Regions from separate parts of the Homo sapiens genome. Here region 1 is linked to region 2. Evidence: chromatin loops called from intact Hi-C (ENCODE). Cell type or tissue: mammary epithelial cell. All regions are shown on one strand.

Region 1 (2,500 bases), 200 kb before region 2:
CCAAACTGGGTCACATTCACAGGTTCTGGAGGTGAGGGCTTGAACATAATCTTTTTGGAGGGGACACAATCCAACCCACAGCCTGGGTGTGGAAAATGAGGAGTGACTGCTACTGCAGGAGAGTTTCTTTGGGGGATGATGAAAACGTCCTAAAATTAATTGTGAGGGTGGTTGCCCCACTCTTATAAGCATGCTAAAGAAAATCCCACTGACTTGTACATTTTAAATGGGTGAATTGTGTGGTATATGAATTATAGCTCAATAAAACTGTCATCATAAAGCAAAACTCTAAACAATGATCCTGCCCTCCGGTAGTTTATGGTTTAGTTAAGGAAACCAGTTTGCTCACATCAAGCAAGTGAACAACAGAAGTCCCTACAGAATGAAACATAAGGTTGTGCCACATAATGATAGATATCGTAGATGCTTAGAAAGGAAGGAGATAAACGAGAGTAGCCTAATCCCAGAGCACTTCATAGATAAGGTGTGATTTAAATGAAACCTTGAAATATGAGTAGAATTTAAAATTACTTCTCCGGGCATTTAGAATGGCTTGAAATTCCCTCAATACCAGTGTTCTCTCTCTTTTTTTTTTTTTTTTGAAATGGAGTCTCACTCTGCCGCCCAGGCTGGAGTGCAGTGGCACCATCTCAGCTCACTGCAACCTCCACCTCCCAGGTTCAAGCGATTCTCCTGTCTCAGCCTCCCGAGTAGCTGGGACTACAGGTGCCCACCACCACGCCCAGCTAATTTTTCTATTTTTAGTAGAGATGGGTTTTGCCATTTTGGCTAGGCTGGTCTTGAACTCCTGACCTCAGGTGATCTGCTGGCCTCGGCCTCCCAAAATGCTGGGATTACAGGCGTGAGCCACCATGCCTGGCCTAGCATTCTCTTTTGTCTCCAGCTTTTATTCGTCTGGTCCCTGTGCCCTGAACACTCCTCCTGGCCACTGGCTCCCTGGGGCTATGTCTGGCTTCTGTGCTGGGTCCCAAGCTGGGGATGCCAGCAGTGCAGCAATTGCCTGCATGGCGGGGTAGGAGGGACTGTCCTGTGTTTCTGTGCCTCCCAGGGGAGGTGTGGAGCCTGGGCTTTGCTAAAACGGAGATTCAATGCGAGTCCGCTGATTCTGGGGAGAGAACAGTTTGCTGATATTTTAGATATGCCCCTGGGAAGAATCAGAGAGACTGGAATTCTGTCTCTGCAACAGTCTTTAAGGAGAAATCGGAACCTACCCCTTGCAAGAAGCTAGGACTAAGCCCACGGTGGGGAGAGGAAGAAACTGAAGAAGCCAGGAGCAGGGTGATTCTAGGAGGGCCCTCTGGTTGTTGCCGTATGGACTGAAGAGGATTTTTTCCACTGGGGGCAGTAAAGAGTTGGTTTTGCATCCTGTTCTGGACTCTGTGTAGATAATAGTAAGATGATTTTCTTTCTGGCAATGGCCTGTTTCCTGCAGACCCTGCCAGTTGCTGTGGACACAAGCAAGAGGTTTCACCCGTTTACCTGTCTACGTTTCCCATCAGACCATAAGCAATCTGAGGGCTGGAACTGAGTCTTGCTTGTTACAGTGTTCTCTGACAAAGTGCAGCTCCTGGGGCTTGGTGGTCCTCAGTATATCTTATTGTACGTATATGTTAGTTTATTTCTAACTCTTAGGCACCGATTTCTTGTTTTACTTAATACACCCACTTAATATTGTCATAATTTCTGAAGAAAAATAGTCACTTGTAGAATGTTGTGAACAGAATAAATCTTGATAGAGAACTATTTTCATACCATTGTACAAAGGTCAAGTAAAAATTAAGATAATGGCCAGGCGTGGTGGCTCATGCCTGTAATCCCAGCACTTTGGGAGGCCGAGGCAGGTAGATCACCTGAGGTCAGGAGCTGAAGACCAGCCTGGTCTTGTGAAACCCCATCTCTACTAAAAATACAAAAAACTAGCTGGGCATGGTGGTGGGCACCTGTAATCCCAGCTACTCAGGAGGCTGAGGCAGGAGAATCCCTTGAACCCGGGAGGCAGAGGTTGCAGTGAGCTGAGATCGAGCCATTGCACTCCAGCCTGGGCAACAACAGTGAAACTCTGTCTCAAAAAAAAAAAAAAAAAAAAAAATTAAGATAATACATTAATAATTATTTTAAGTAATGCTGTTAACATTACCTGAAGGCCATCATCATTATGTTATGCAGCATATTTTCTTATATTATACCACTTATGTAAATTTCTTTTTCTTCCAAGAAGAATGTTGAGTGTTTTACAACAAATAACATATAAAAATGAGGTCGGACACGGTGGCTCACGCCTGTAATCCCAGCACTTTTGGGAGGCGGAGGCCGGTGGATCACCTGCGGTCAGGAGTTCAAGACTAGCCTGGCCAACATGGTGAAACCCTGTCTCTACTAAAAATACAAAAATTGGCCAGGCACGGTGGCCAGCGCCTGTAGTCCCAGCTACTCAGGAGGCTGAGACAGGAGAATTGCTTGAACCCGGGAGGCAGAGGTT
Region 2 (2,500 bases):
TAAGGAGGAACCCAGGCCAGAACATATCAGGATAAAGGGCTTACCTGCCTAATAGTAGATCTTTTATGACAGATGTTGAGAAATGTAGATGTAATTTTAATAATGAACAACATTAGGCAAAGTCTACTCAGTGGCACCTTGTATCTGCTTATTTGGGCTAAGCGTGCCCTGCGTATTACTTCAAGCCTGATGGATAGATCTAAAGTCTGAAAGAAATTAGGCTGATCCTAAGAATGTCAATAGTACTTGAAATTTTGACTTCTATAGTTGAGATCATATGATCTCAAATCTCACTACTACCATCCATGTGACATTGCGTGATACTCTACTAACGGGTGTGCTGATCATTTCTGATTAACTTAAGCACAAGTCTACCTTGGACCCTATGGGATCTTAAACAGCTTTCTTAGTTCTGTAGCACTGAAAACCTTCCCAAGAGTCTTGGGTAACTAATGGGATGAGGGGTAAACTAAAGGCTTGTGAACTCTATCAGAAAAACAGAAAAAAGGAAAATGATTCATAAGAAAAGGGAATGAATAATAGGAAAAGGACTAGAGGGAGACATCGCTTGACACTGTAGAATACCATCAAGAACTGGCTCAGTGTCTCTAACACTGTGGAGAGGCTGTCTCCTAAGTAAAGGGACTTGGGTCAAAACTGAGCTTCCAGGCACTCAGTAGACTCAAGGGCTGACCTGGAAGGACAATAGATAGTGTCTGGGGATCCAGCTAAGATTAAGTGCTTTTAGGCCACCGTCCATCCCATCTTTATTGTAATAAATACAATAGCAGCCTTTCATCATGGTCTGATGCAGTGAAATGACTCATGTTTTGGTGAGCAGCATCTATTAGATAGTTGAATTTTGCTGTGTTCCCTCTTCCCATCTACTAGTTGCAGCGCACAACCAGGAACGCCCCACGGCAGCAGTGACACCCATCCAGGTACAGAATGCCGCCGGCCTCAGCCCTGCATCTGTGGGCCTGTCCCATCACTCGCTGGCCTCCCCACAACCTGCGCCTCTGATGCCAGGCTCAGCCACGCACACTGCTGCCATCAGTATCAGTCGAGCCAGTGCCCCTCTGGCCTGTGCAGCAGCTGCTCCACTGACTTCCCCAAGCATCACCAGTGCTTCTCTGGAGGCTGAGCCCAGTGGCCGGATAGTGACCGTTCTCCCTGGACTCCCCACATCTCCTGACAGTGCTTCATCAGCTTGTGGGAACAGTTCAGCAACCAAACCAGACAAGGATAGCAAAGTAAGACCATACTTACTTACTGTTTCTCTGCTTTACTTACTTCCCTGTTTTTCTTCTTATGTTGTGTCTGTCATTTTTAGCTAATGAGAGGACTCACTGTTCAACAAACCCTCAGGTGCTCCCTACGTGTGAGTCACTATGCCAGGTGCTAGGAGTAGAGTGGGGAAGAAACGCAGGCACCACCCCATCCTCTTATCTAGAGCTCATGTTTCTCTGTGTTTAAACGCCCACTACTTGCCAGACTCAGTGCTGCATGTTAGAGGGACCACAGTGAATGAGACTTAGTCACTCCTCCTTGTGCAGCTTACAGTCTCGTGGAGGAATTTCCTTTTCCCTTTAGTTACTCATTCTTTCATCATTTTGCTGTCCTCAAGTCTTCCTGCTCAGTGAGTCTTGCTTGATAAGAGTTCTGTTAAAAATATATATGTGTGAGGGGGATGAAACTGTTGATCAAAAGTGTTACTTATGGATTTATTTTATCTACAACAGTGGTCCCCAACCTTCTGGGCACCTGGGCACCATGGACCAGTTTCGTTGAAGACAGATTTTCCATGGACCCAGGGGTGGTGGCGGGGAAATGGTTTCAGAATGATTCAAGCTCATTACATTAACTGTGCACTTTATTTCTATTATTATTACAGTGTACTATATAATGAAATCATTATAGAACTCACCATAATGTAGAATTAGTGGGAGCCCTGAGTTTGTTTTCTTGCAACTAGATGGTCCCACCTGGGCATGATGGCAGACAGTGACAGATCCTCAGGCATTAGATTCTCATAAGGAGTGTGCAACCTACATCCCTCGCATGTGCAGTTCACAATAGGGTTCATGCTCCTATGAGAATCTAATGCCCCTGCTGATCTGACAGGAGGCGGAGCTCAGGCAGTAATGCAAGTGATGGGGAGCGGCTGTAAATACAGATGAAGCCTCACTCACTCACCTGCAGCTCACCTCCTGCTGTGCGGCCTGGTTCCTCACAGGCCACAGGCTAGTACTGGTCCATGGCCCAGTACATCTGACCTTAAGCAGCATGGTTCCTTGAGAGGTAAGACTTGAAATATAAGGAAACATTATTTTCTAAATCCATAGTTTTTGGGGTTTTTTTTAATGTCTCATTTGGGGCTGAATTTTAAAGAAAATATAAATGGAAAGTTATATTGGAAAGAATAACCGATGGTTGGGTTTAGAGACAGGTGATTGGAGGCAAGAGAAATTGAGAGTTGTTAAATGTAAAAAGAAAAAGA

Evidence for each region. Peaks named below come from ENCODE experiments on the same cell type or tissue, not always from the same donor. Only the 100,000 strongest peaks of a DNase experiment are listed, where the experiment ranks them.
Region 1: a loop joins it to region 2, with 10 times the contacts of the local background. A loop is called at or near these places in 2 of 110 quality-filtered maps.

What each region holds. Positions count from the first base shown.
Region 1 is chr4:169,310,696-169,313,195 of GRCh38, reverse strand. The region is part of intron 2 of LOC105377529 (a long non-coding RNA gene); the gene reads left to right. Among named protein-coding and RNA genes, the nearest start is that of SH3RF1, 41 kb to the right of the region's middle. RefSeq lists an enhancer at 1,033-1,581. In mammary epithelial cell, a CTCF peak has its summit at 1,354; no DNase peak of the experiment used is centred here.
Region 2 is chr4:169,115,022-169,117,521 of GRCh38, reverse strand. SH3RF1 (SH3 domain containing ring finger 1) reads left to right here. Exons shown (of 12, transcript NM_020870.4): 10 at 892-1,253. Among named protein-coding and RNA genes, the nearest start is that of CBR4-DT, 110 kb to the right of the region's middle. In mammary epithelial cell, a CTCF peak has its summit at 1,486; DNase peaks (open chromatin) are centred at 831 and 1,461; H3K27ac peaks cover 2,500 bases.